Linked DNA regions of Homo sapiens: region 1 is linked to region 2. Evidence: read pairs that join two places in POLR2A ChIA-PET (ENCODE). Cell type or tissue: PC-9. All regions are shown on one strand. Links, peaks and the distances in the headings refer to the core of each region. The heading gives the core; the rest is flanking DNA.

Region 1 (5,000 bases), core at 1-5,000, 240 kb after region 2:
GTCTTCTTTTGAGAAGTGTCTGTTCATATCCTTCACCCACTCTTTGATGAGGTTGTTTGTTTGTTTTTTTTCTTGTAAATTTGTTTAAGTTCCTTGTAGATTCAGATATTAGGCCTTTGTCAGATGCATAGATTGCAAAAATTTTCTCCCGTCCAACTGGTTTTTGCCATGTGAGGACATAACAAAGAAATGGCAACTGCAAACCAGGAAGAAGATTGTCACCAGACACCAGATCGGCTGACACTCTGATCTTGGACTTCCTAGCCTTCAGAATAAGTGTTTGTGGTTTAAGCCACTTAATCTATGGTCATTTGTTACAGCAACCTGAACTGATAAGTGTAGACATCGAGAGGGGAGTCTCCCTGTTAAAATATATCTCACTGGATTCCCTGTTTGTATTTAGGCTCCAAGAGTCCTGGTCTCATTGCCTCAAAATCCAGATTGTTTCTGACGTTGTGACTGGTGTGACATGATGACCCAGAGCTGCCTCCAAGCAGTGTGACTTCTATTCTTCAAGTGGAATGCAGAAGCAATTAGTCTTAGGCTTGGGAGACACATGGCCTCTTCTCTTCTTTTCCTTAAGAATTTCTTTTTTCTTGGCCTTAAAAATGGCAGGATCTAGATTAGGGGATGGGTCAAGGGGGATGAGGGCAAAGAGACCACCTGGCCAGCGTGGAGTCTGGCTCATGACTCTACCAGCTCAGTTGCCACAAGGCCTTCTCTCCTCTCCTGTTCCATTGCTCGGACTCCTTGTCAATATCCTAGTGGCACAGCTACATGTGAGTGCCACTCTGCTGACAGTGCACCTTGAGAACTCCGACATCTGTGCCAGGGCATTCCTCCCCGATGCTTCCAAACCTGGAAGATTTTTCCTCTCCCCAACCCTGCACTTTTTTTGTCTCCCAGGCCTCCCACAGCATTGCTTCTGCTGAGAGCTCCTTTCACTCCTGGCCCCACTCCTCCCACCAGGGCTGAAAGCCAGGGGAGGGTGTTGGGGAAAAATTGGCACACCATTGTCTGCATTTCTCTCCTCTCTCTTGCCTGTGTACCAAAAGAAACACATTTTTTTTAAAAGTCCCATTTTTTCTCCTTCAGCCATAATAAGCCACATAAACAAACAACTCATGTAAATAAGCAGCCAAAGTTGGTTCTCAGGCTGGGATCAGGCATAGCAGCTTGCTCCCTCATCCCAAAAAACTTCAACAGCAAGCAGCCTAGGAGCTTGAAGAAAGTATTTACTTTTTAGTTAACTACAGCATCCACTTTTCAAATTTCAAAACGCTTACATAAGTTGCTTATTGTTCACTTGTTAACAAAGGAATCTTTTCTACATCAAGGCGAGTTCTCTTTTTCAGCTGTGAGCTAATTTCTCTCTCTGCTAAACAATGATTCCCTGCTCTCACTCACTCCCTCTCCTGCTTACAGACACTATTAACATCCCACAGGAAGTGGTGTTTGTACAGTGCTCCTTGATTAACGAATCCCCAGGGAATGAGCCTTCTTTATAGGATATGGGGCTGGGCTCAAAAACACTTCATAAATCATGCAGCATGAGCTGTCCGGACTGGTAGCGGCTTGCCGGCAACCTTCGGTGCACAGCCACTGTTTGGCACGTCTGCTGGAGGAAAACGAGTAAGAGCTGCTCACCTGGGAGGCTGCTCTCTGTTCTCACACTTTGCTTTTCTGCCTCCTTCCATATCTCATAGGTGGGGAGGGTACTCATTCTTGTTCCTGCTCCTTCCTGCTCCCTTGTCAATCTCTTCCTCTTCCCTATCCAGATCCTTCTGTTCCCCTCCCCCTAGTCCTCCCCTGCCCCATACTGCAAGACCAGGGAAAAACGAAGCTAATTTATCCTGAAGGTTTAACTAAATGAAGCATTTGCAGTTTAAGCTGAATTGGAGAAAAATAAGACTCAGCCCTGCTAAAGTAATCCCAGGCGCCAGTTAGATTTCAGCAAACACGTAGAAAGATATTTCAGGAAGCAAACTAGCATGAAGACTCATCAACTGGCCAGGTGCGGTGGCTCACACCTGTAATGCCTACATTTTGGGTGGGTGGATTGCTTGAGGTCAGGAGTTCGAGACCAGCCTGGCCAATGTGGTGAAACTCCACCTCTACTAAAAATAAAAAAATTAGCCAAGCGTAGTGACACACAGCTGTAATCCTAGCTACTAGGATGACTGAGGCACGAGAATTGCTTGAACCCAGGAGGTAGAGGTTGCAGTGAGCTGAGATTTTGCCACTGCACTCCAGACTGGGTCACAGAGTGAGATTCCGTCTAAATAATAATAATATAAAACTTCATCAACTGATAATTAATGCAGATTACAAAAATTTAGATCCTTGTCAAGGTCGCTGGGTGGGGCTAGGAGGGCTGGTTCAAGATGTCTTCCCCTCTGACCTTTGTCCCTTGTCCAGTGGAGGAAGTCCAACCGCAGGGGCAGATTTTGTGGGGCTTGAAGAAAGCTTACACATTCTTGGGTGGGGTGGGGTGGGGAAGGGGAAGGGCCCTGTGAAAAAACACAAAACTACAGACACAAAATTAGGCATGAGTGGGTATATACAGCTAACCCTCAAACAGTGTCGACCCCTGTGTAATACAAAAAATCCATGTATAACTTTTGACTCCCCAGAAAATTAACTACTAATGGCTTATTCTTGACTGGAACCTTACCGATAACATAAACAGTCAATTAACATGTATTTTGTATGTTTATATGTATTATATACTGTATTCTTATAATAAAGTAATTTAGAGAAAAGAAAACGTTAAGAAAATCATAAGGAGGAGAAAATGTATTTACTATTCATTAAATAAAAGTGGATTATGATCATCATAAAGGGCTTCATCATCACTGTCTTCTTGTTGAGTAGGCTGAGGAGGAGGGAGAGGAGAGGTTGATCTGCTGTCTCAGGAGTAGTTGTTCATCTGTGAGTTTTTTCAAATTGTCTCAAGTCTCCAAAAAATTTTCCAATACATTCATTGAAAAACGCTCCACATATAAGTGGCCTGCACAATTCAAGTCTGTGTTTTTCAAGGATCAACTGTATTTATTTAGAATAACAATATAAATAAAAATAAGCAACAAAATGTTAAATACCAACAAAAACCACAAGCGTCACATTGATTAAGCTCATCACTGTGTGCTTCATGTGTTTCTATATTTTCTCCCCAATATTTGCCAGCTGCATACATTTTCATTGCCTTCTCAAGTGACAATTTTGTAATATTTTCTATATAGAAACCACAGAGATAATTCAGTCTTTAATATGGTTGGTAGAAAGAATTTCACTTATTGTCTATTTTGAATTTTTTTATCTTTATAAATTATAATTGATAACATCACATAGATTTTTAGTATTGTATTTATTTATTTATTTATTTATTTATTTATTTGAGACAGAGTCTTGCCCGGTCACCCAGGCTGGAGTGCAGTGGCTTGATCTTGGCTCACTGCAACCTCCGCTTCCTGGGCTCAAGCGATTCTCCTGCCTCAGCCTCCCGAGCAGCTGGGATTATGGGTGCACGCCACCAAGCCTGGCTAATTTTTGTATTTCTAGTAGAAATGGGGTTTCACCATGTTGGCCAGGCTGGTCTCAAACTCCTGACCTCAAGTGATCCACTCGCCTCAGCCTCCCAAACTGCTGGGATTACAGGCGTGAGCCACTGTGCCTGGCCTTGCTCTAGCATCTCTTGCTCTGCATCTTTATAAGCCAGCAAAGTGAGTAACAGTAGCATTAGCATTCCTGGGTAGTAGCATTCCTGGAAGACAACCCTATACCAGGATGGCAAGCAATATCTTAACTACATAGAAGAGACCATGAACTACATTAATATGATCCACAGAACCCAACTTAAATGGATCTCCAAATCAACTTCCTTTTAGCTGGATCCCCCAAGATGCTCGTGACCACTTTAACACCACACATCATGAGGGGCAGTAGGATACAGGGAAAATTAGGTTAGAAACAGTAAGTGACTTAACCACTTGTTATGCAAATGTTACAAGCACATATGACCATGGGAACAAATTGCAAGAGCCCCTCACAGGATCTTGGAAGGGATTTTGCAAGTGAGGGCCCTCAAAGCTTAATCTTTGTTAGCTTCACAGCTAATCAGCCGCTGCTTAGGAATTGTGGGATGTGGGTAAACCAATCACCTGCTTCCTCCTTGACCTGGAAGCCCCCTGCACTAATGTGAGTCAGCCAATCCCTTCCTCCAGACTGCCAGGCCCCACACGGCCTCCCCACCATCAGACTTCTCTGCCTGAGCCCAGATCAGGCCTCCCTCCTCCATCTCTCCTGACCTTAACTCAACACTGTTTCCTCTCCTCCAAGAATACCAGGTGCAATTTTTTTTTCCCATTTGTTTTTATTTTCGGGAGTCATCAGTTGATTTTTTTTACATTGCAAACCCCATTTTATTTCTGTCACTATTCTATCTATCCTATATTCTGCCTATATTAATTCTGCTTCTAGATTTGTTTTTTTTTTTTTTTTTTTTGACAAAGAAGTTCCCCCAAAATGCATCCTGTCTGTTTCATGGATGCATTACTTTGTGGAAATTTAGTAGAGCTCTTGGCTCCTGATGCTAGGGACCTCTGTTTTGCTATTATCCCATAGGGTCATTATTTATCTTTGTTTTTTGTTTGTTTGTTTGTTTGTTTATTTTTTGAGACAGAGTCTCGCTCTGTCGCCCAGGTTGGAGTGCAGTGGCACAGTCTCGGCTACTGCAAGCTCCGCCTCCCAGGTTCACGCCATTCTCCTGCCTCAGCCTCCCAAGTAGCTAGGACTCTGGGACTACAGGCGCCTGCCACCACGCCTGGCTAATTTTCTTTTTTGTATTTTTAGTGGAGACGGGGTTTCACCATGTTAGCCAGGATGCTCTCCATTTCCTGACCTCGTGATCCGCCCGCCTCGGCCTCCCAAAGGGCTGGGATTACAGGCGTGAGCCACCGCGCCTGGCCTTATCTTTGTTTTAATCTGTCTCTGACTGAACG
Region 2 (7,992 bases), core at 1,753-6,752:
CTTGGTTAGGGCAAGGATTCCATCTAGCTGTCTTGATCACTATCGTTTCTCTAGCTCGTAGTAAATATAGTAGGAGCTCAACACATTTTTTGTAATAAATGGATAAATAGACACTTACTGAGTACTTACTATGTTCCTAGTTTTTCAATCCTTAGGGTTAAAGCTGTGTTTCCCAAACTTCAGTTCTTTACATACTACCTTTCCAATATTCACCAGATCTATGAACTACTTTTTCTTCTATTTTTTACATTTAAAAAAAATTGACTTTTCTTTATACTTAGCCTCATCCAAAGCAGTAACATCTGTGAAATTACACATTAGGTGTCTATTTGCATTTTTCAATAATTCACATCAAAGTAAACTTATAACTATATTTTAAAAGACTATTGTATCACCTAAAATTACCTCAAGGGCCTCTATTAAAATACAAATCTTATCTGGAATGAAATTAAAACATTATTGATTATACCCATTTGAACCTCTACAATAAAGAAGGCCCAGAAACGGAAGTTCTGCAAAGAAGGACTTTGGGGTGGGGACTGCTGCTCATGGAAGCAGATGAGCCTTGCGTTCCTGAGGGTCAATGTTCTGTAGAACGTGTTTGCAGTTTGTGGTTCTAGCTCTTTGTAACTTTGATTGGATAAATCATTTGCTGAACCTCTTGTCCCTCAACTCTAGTATGGATGTAACAACACCACCACCTCATCTTCTCTACATTGAAAAGCACATGAAAAGTGTGAAGGACCATTTATATCCAATAATAACTGTATAGCAGTTGCACAATAATTATTTATATTATCATGAGTTTGCTAGGCAATTAATGCGAAGCCAAATACCAAAAAGCAGAAAGAGGTTACAGCAAAGGGCTGGAGAGTATTTCTTTCACTCTTTCTTTCGTTTATTCAATAAATACTTAACTATATATATTCTAGTCTCAGAACTAGATGTTGAAAATATTACAGCAAAAAGACAGATATAGTCTTTCCTCTCATAGTCTGGTGGGAGAAACAGGCAGTTACACAAACAATTACACACATAATTACTTTATTATAGCAGTGATAGATGCCAACATAAAAATACAAAATGCAGACCGGGCTTGGTAGCTCACGCCTGTAATCCCAGCACTTTGAGAGGCTGAGGTGGGCAGATCACTTGAGGTCAGGAGTTTGAGACCAGCCTGGGAAACGTGATGAAATTCCATCTCTACTGAAAATATAAAAATTAGCCAAGTGTGGTGGCCTGTAATCCTAGCTGCTTGGGAGCCTGAGGCAGTAGAATTGCTTGAACTTGGGAGGTGGAGAGTGCAGCGCGCCGAGATTGTGCCACTGCATTCCAACCTGGACGACAGAGCAAGACTCTGTCTCAAAATAAAATAAAATAAAATAACCCCAAAAACAAAGTGCAAAGATAAAGTATAATAGGAGGACCAGCTAATATGAGGAGTCAAGGAGGGCATTCCTGTAGAACTGACATTTAAGCCAAGGTCTGAAACATCATTAAAAATTAAGTATGTATATAAAGGGGGAACTAAAACCCAGTTTCGAAATTTTTATGAAACCAGGTGCTTATCTCTTCCCTACTGCTTATTCTGTTTCTGAACAACCAACTGGAATGTGCAGTTCTGGTAGGTTTCTCTTCTTACTCCCTCACTAGTTGATGCAGCACATTGGCTGATACTGTCTTAAAAAAGAAACTTGAAGTGTGGCTTGAGAAAAGATCACAGAACCCAGAGAATTACATACTGCAAAGCACTACTGAGACCATGACTCCATTCCTAATTATAAAAAAGTCACTGTTAAAAAATGAGTGTTTCCACTTCCTGTGGGAGTTTTCTTTGCCAAAGAAAAGAACAAATGTGGTAGGCATGGATTCATAATTTGTAAAGGTAGGAAGGTTAGATTTTGAAATCTATTACAGCAGACATGTTTAGTGTAACATATAAAGATCACTACTCAGCGCATTAGGCCTCCAAGTGCTAATGGAGTTTTTCTTCCTAGGGCAGCTAAGAGAAGGGGCCATCGGCAGGCAGCAATGAAAACAAGGCATTCTGCCCAGAGTCGCACAGCCTGCCCCATACTTTATGATCCTCAGTAGGCTTCCATCTGTTTATTTTTATTTAGTTGAGTTTTTCAACAAGAAATATATATTTGTTACAGACAAAAGTAGTAAATACAGATTGATAAAAGTTAAATGAAAATTAGCCATTATGTCACTATGCAGAAAATATTAACAGCCATAAGCATTTTATGGTATAGCTGTATAGAGATATGGATTAAAAAATTAATTCGTGGCCCGGCCTGGTGGCTCACCCCTGTAATCTCAGCACTTTGGGAGGCTGAGGTGGGCAGATCATGAGGTCAGGAGTTCAAGACCAGCCTGGCCAACATGGTGAAACTTCGTCTCTACTAAAAATACAAAAATTAGCTGGGCGTGGTGGCACTCACCTGTAATCCCAGCTACTTGGGAGGCTGAGGCAGGAGAATCACTTGAACCCAGGAGGTGGAAGTTGCAGTAAGCCAAGATTGCACCATTGCATTCCAGTCTGGGTGACAAAAGCAAAACTCCATCTCAAAAAATAGATTAATTAATTAAAAATTAACTTGTGATCTTATTGACCTCACATTGTTGGTAATTAGTCTTTTACGATTGTTGCTTCTTTTAACTTTCAGTGATGATTTACTTTTTAGAGTAAGCCTTAAGCCTTCTAAGAAACCAAGACTCCTCCTGAAAACTCATTTGAGAAGTTACTTATGCTAATAATCCGCAATTCACAACCCTTTTCAGCAGTTTGTTCACCTCAGGGCTTCACAATAGGTCCTTGTTGCAATGCCATGCAAGTAGCTGCTCATGTGGAGGCTTGGGGATGGCTGGGGTTGGGCGGCAGTTTTGCAAATTTGTGCAGAAAAGTGACATTCAGGCTTCCCTTCCTTTCTCTTTGGTTTTTAGAACCAGAAAACTAGCAATGCCCTCAGGCAGAAAAATGACTTCAACTGTAGGTGGTAGAAGTGCAGTATTTTGGAGGAAGGCAAGAAAAAAATCATTTTACCAAAAAAGATACATTTGTAGTTTAATGAAGACGAATCCCAACTCTTAGTGACAGAGGTAGTCATATGCTGGAATTAAGCGTAGGGCTTACCTCTGTGAGCTGCAGGTGTTTCTCCTGTTCATATTTCTAAGGTGGTTTGCAATGCTACTGTGCTGTAAACATGCTTAAATTAGGTGGTTGTACTTCCTGGTTCTACCACGAAATGCTTCCAAAGTCATCCGGTCCTCCCCTATCCTGGGCACCCCCTCAATATTCTGGGACCATTAGGCTTTAACCTTCCAGACAAAGACCCCTCAGAGAGGAGAGCTGGCTATGGAAGGGACTATCCACAAATTCCAAGGACTCACGCGGGTGAAGGATGAGTTTGTTATGGAAATGATACAATTAGTATACCTGTTGGGGACAGAGGTGATTGCTACATTTTTCACACAGTGCCCCACGTTGGCTGATGAAAGCAGAAAAAGAATGCAACATTGATAAGCACATCCAGTATGACATGCTACAGGGAGAGCAGAGTAACAGCCCCTCAGAGGTGACTAACTAGGATTGAACTTTACTTGAAGCTGTCTGTAAGATTTTAAAAAAGAAAAGAAAAAAGATTTGTGTTGGGAAATTTTCTGCTTTCTTAATAATCTTTATCCAAAATTTCTGTTAGGACTTCAATATCTAAACAACTTGTGAAAGGGAATTATGATTCTCTGGTCTTTCCAAAACAAAAAGAACTAAGAGCAGTCCAAGTGAATAATACATTTGTTTACCTATTTATAACTATAGTAACTGACATCTTTTTGGCACTTACCTTGGGCATTTTCTTATTTATTATCTCACTTAACAACAACAGTATGAAATAGGTACTATCGTTTATTTGGTGTTAAGAAGAGGAAACCGGGCCAAAGAAAAGTTTTTCCCAACTCCAGTTTGGTTCCAAGTTCATGTTCTTAACACTGAACTCTACTGATGATCCCGAGTTCCTTTGTTTTGTACTTGTGACATTCCTGCAGGAGCAGTCACTCTTTTGTGACATGAGAAAGATGAGTTTGGGGCTCTGAAGTGCTTCTTAGCAAACCAGAGAAGCTTTGCAGGGCATGCTGCCAGTGAGCCAACTCTTGGGGGCTCATTTTTCTGGGCTCCTCATGCCAGGACAGAATGAAAGATTTCACTTAGATAATTACCTAGGAGGGGAAACCGTGTAAAAAGTCGTGGTGCTCAGAGATGATTAAAAAGCATGATTTAATAGAAGTTGCAGTTTCACTTTCACTCGAGGTTGAGGCATCTTAAAGGAGAGGGAAAAAACCATAGGGCAGAGTCAGGAGAGCGGGTTGGTCCTGTTTCGGTTCAGCTGTCTGGCTTAGGGCAAGCTCTGGGCTTCTCTGAGGCTTCATTTCTTCATGTATTAAATCAGGAGTGAGCCAGATAATCCCCAGCCTGTCTCGGCTTACAGTGTGAGATTTGTCTGTCTCTGCTGTAGCTGGGAAGTTACAGAAAGGGGGCACCCTCTCCTCGTCTTCCGCTGCTCCCTTCCCCCAACCCCTCATATTAGGAAACAACTTTCCAAATGACGTTTTTGAGAGGCCAGGTACAGACAAACTTATCTTTTAGTCTGGAGTGAAGTGCCACAAACCCAACAGCTGTTGTGGTCAGATGGGGTATACAAAAACAAACGTGCGCGCGCGCGCGCGCACACACACACACACACACACACACACACACACACACACACAAACACAGAAAACAAAAAAGGGTAGAGCCCACTGCATGGTCAATACAATTTTTTGGAAAAGATCTCTTGTTCTTAATCCTATTCTGATTTTCCCACTTTTGATAAAGTCGGTGGTCTAGAGAAACAAATCTCTGTTAGGAGAAAAACAGCTGTGTGGGTACACCAGGCAAGCCTAACTGAGCACAGCTGTGGGCTGGGCTGGCCTGGCCAGGGCCACCAGTTCACTTTCTCTGCCCTGGAAGCTGTCCATCCTCCATCAACAATTTGTCACCATGTCAGTTTTAAAATCCCAAGAGAACGACTATGTTGTTTTTATGCTGATCATTTATATTTACCCAGAAGTTTCTTTTAGGTTTAGCTGAAAGCCACCCTTCTCAAAAGTGCCTATAGTTACTCACAATTACTTGTGCAAAAAAAAAAAAAAAAAAAGGTAAAGGGGAAGTGGAGCCTGACAAAGATAATCCAGAAGTAATGTACACTGCTTTAGGAAATCTGTCATCTTCTGGAGGCAGACATGCCTGCCTACTGCCTAGTGTAGTACTTGGCACATACTGGGCACTCAAAAAAAACTATTCATGGAATGAGAGGATGGCTGGATGGATGGATGGATGGATGGATGGATGGATGGATAGACGGACGGATGGATGGACGGATGGATGGATGGATGGACCGACAGACGGACAGATGGATAGATAGATAGATAGATAGATAGATAGATAGACAGATAGATAGATAGATTGATAGGTAGGTAGGTGGATAGATAGATAGATAGATAGATAGATAGATAGACAGACAGACAGACAGACAGACATTCAATAGATGAGGTCACACAGCCCTAGAAGGCTAGGTCCTGTGTTAATAATGGGTAGCCAGCTGGAGGCAAACCTGGGACTGACAGGTCTGCCAATTTCACACACAGGGCTCATTCTACAATCTACTCCCTGCTTTCGTTTTTGTGTTTTTCATGTACAACTTAGTTCCTTAAGCACATGCAACTGTAAACCAATAACCCCTTAATGCTTTCTCATGTTCAAATGTGTGATCACATCTTACAATTTAGGGAGTACCCTGCACTAAGCAGGTTGGGTGCGATGGCTGCAACCACACAGCAGATGCTTCCCCTTCTGTGAGCAAATTTGGAGGTGTGCACAGGGTAAACTAGGCAGGAAGGCAAGAAGAGCTGTCTCTCTCCATCTCTCAAGTAGTCCAATAGCTGGATTCTTCTGGGTCAGTGCAGCGTTAACCAGAAGCCATGCTGCTAGCCCTCTCTGTGGCACCTTCTTAGAATTACTACTCAAATGCGGTGCAAAATGCTGTAACTGAGGGCTGTCAGCTTCTCCTAGATTGTTTAGAATGTGTTGTTTTCTCTTTTATTGATACATAATATTTTACATGTGTGTGGGGTACATGTGTTTGTTACATGCATAGAATGTGTAATGATCAAGCCAGGATATCTGGGTTATCCATCACCCTCAGTGTTTATCATTATTTTTGTGTTGGTATCATTTCAAGTTCTCTCATCTAGTTACTTTGAAATGTACCTAATATTCTTGCTAAGTGTAGTCACCCTAGTCTGCTATCAAACATTAAAGCTTATTTCTTCTAACTATTTTGTACCTATAACCAACCTCTCTCTGTCTCTCTTTTTTTTTTGAGACAGAGTCTCACTCTGTCACCCAGGCTGGCGGGCAGTGCCGTGATCTCAGTTCACTGCATCCTCCACCTCCCGTGTTCAAGCGATTCTCCTACCTCAGCTCCCTGAGTAGTTGGGACTACAGGCACACGCCACCACGCCTGGCTAATTTTTGTATTTTTTAGGAGAGACAGGGTTTCACTATGTTGGTCAGGCTGGTCTCAAACTCCTGACCTCAAATGATCCACACAGCTCGGCCTCCCGTAGTTCTGGGATTACCAACCAACCTCTCTTCATCTCCCTCCCCAGCATCCACACTTCCCCATTTCTGTCTTCTGAGATTTTTCATCAGCACAGAGCTACAGACTGCTCTAGCAGGGGATTTACTAAACTCAATCGGCCTTGGCACCCTCTCCCCCTAGTTTATCTTAATGAAACATTGTGAGGAATAGCATTTCCTGCACACTGTTTGAGAAACACATTCCAAATGTTTTGGGGCACTTTGGTCGTTTCTAAGCTCTTTATTCAATACAACACGTGCTGTGTAAATGCATGTGACTTGAAGATGTTGAAGAATAAAGTTGTTTCTCTTAATAAGAATTAAGTCAATGTTAAAGTTAACATTCTTAGAAAATAGCTGTTTGAGAAAAAATTTTTAATATCATTCCCATCCTACTAAGGCAAAATTGATAATTTCATTGAGACATGAAAGAATTCCAGAATTTTTCTGGCTGGGTAGCTGGGTGTCTATCTATCCATCTACCTGCCTACCCACCCATCTCATTATGAACATTTCACATAGAACAAAGAGAAACCTAATCAGTGCTCGTGTCTCCATTTCCTAGATTTGATAGTTACTAACATGTTACTGGAAATGGTTCACCAAGTTCTTTATGTTGCAATGTTTTAAAGAAAATTGCCAATATCATGACTTTTCCCTCTAAAAATTTTAGTATACGTTTCCAGAAAACAATAACTGACTGCTTCCTGTGTAACCACAATACCCACGTCTCACCTGACAGCATTCTCAGAGATGTGTTAATGTTATCTTATAGCCAGTTCCTGTTCAGTTTCTCAGCTGGGCTTATTCAAACCAGGATCCAACTAGGAACCACCCATTACATCTGGTTGTTATGTCTCTTAAGGTTTTTTAAAATCTGGAACTAAATTATATATGAAAAAGCAAAAATAAACAGGGAACTACGGAACAAGCACCAGGTTAGGGATTGATAGATCAAGCATCAGTCCAAGCTCTGCCACCAACCTGCTGTCCCCACTGAGCACAGCACATAGCACTCTGAGCCTCTTTGTCTCATCAATACATTTAATTCACTTACTTATCCATTCTTACTTTTAACAGATACGTACTGAGAGCCCAGATATGTATTGAGTGTTCAATATGGCCTCGTTCTTGCTCTGGGCACTGTTCTAGGAAGAAATTCGTCTTCCAGAAGATGATAGAATTTCATAATTCCAATTCTTGTGGATTATCCATGCAAGAATTCATCTCTTTCTTTCCTCTCCATTTCCATGACATTTATTTATTGAGGATACAAGTCAGTTGTCCCATAGAACTGAATAATTCTTCAATCA

What was found. Peaks named below come from ENCODE experiments on the same cell type or tissue, not always from the same donor. Only the 100,000 strongest peaks of a DNase experiment are listed, where the experiment ranks them.
Region 1: POLR2A ChIA-PET joins it to region 2 with 20 read pairs; 3 of 35 experiments call an interaction of 5 or more read pairs at or near these places.

The regions. Positions count from the first base shown.
Region 1 is chr15:59,882,582-59,887,581 of GRCh38, reverse strand. No RefSeq gene overlaps it. Among named protein-coding and RNA genes, the nearest start is that of FOXB1, 120 kb to the left of the region's middle. In PC-9, for the core only: no CTCF peak of the experiment used is centred there; a DNase peak (open chromatin) is centred at 191.
Region 2 is chr15:60,124,282-60,132,273 of GRCh38, reverse strand. No RefSeq gene overlaps it. Among named protein-coding and RNA genes, the nearest start is that of FOXB1, 120 kb to the right of the region's middle. RefSeq lists enhancers at 3,141-3,642, 4,206-4,395. In PC-9, for the core only: a CTCF peak has its summit at 4,536; DNase peaks (open chromatin) are centred at 4,083 and 4,473; H3K4me3 peaks cover 1,483 bases; H3K27ac peaks cover 2,250 bases.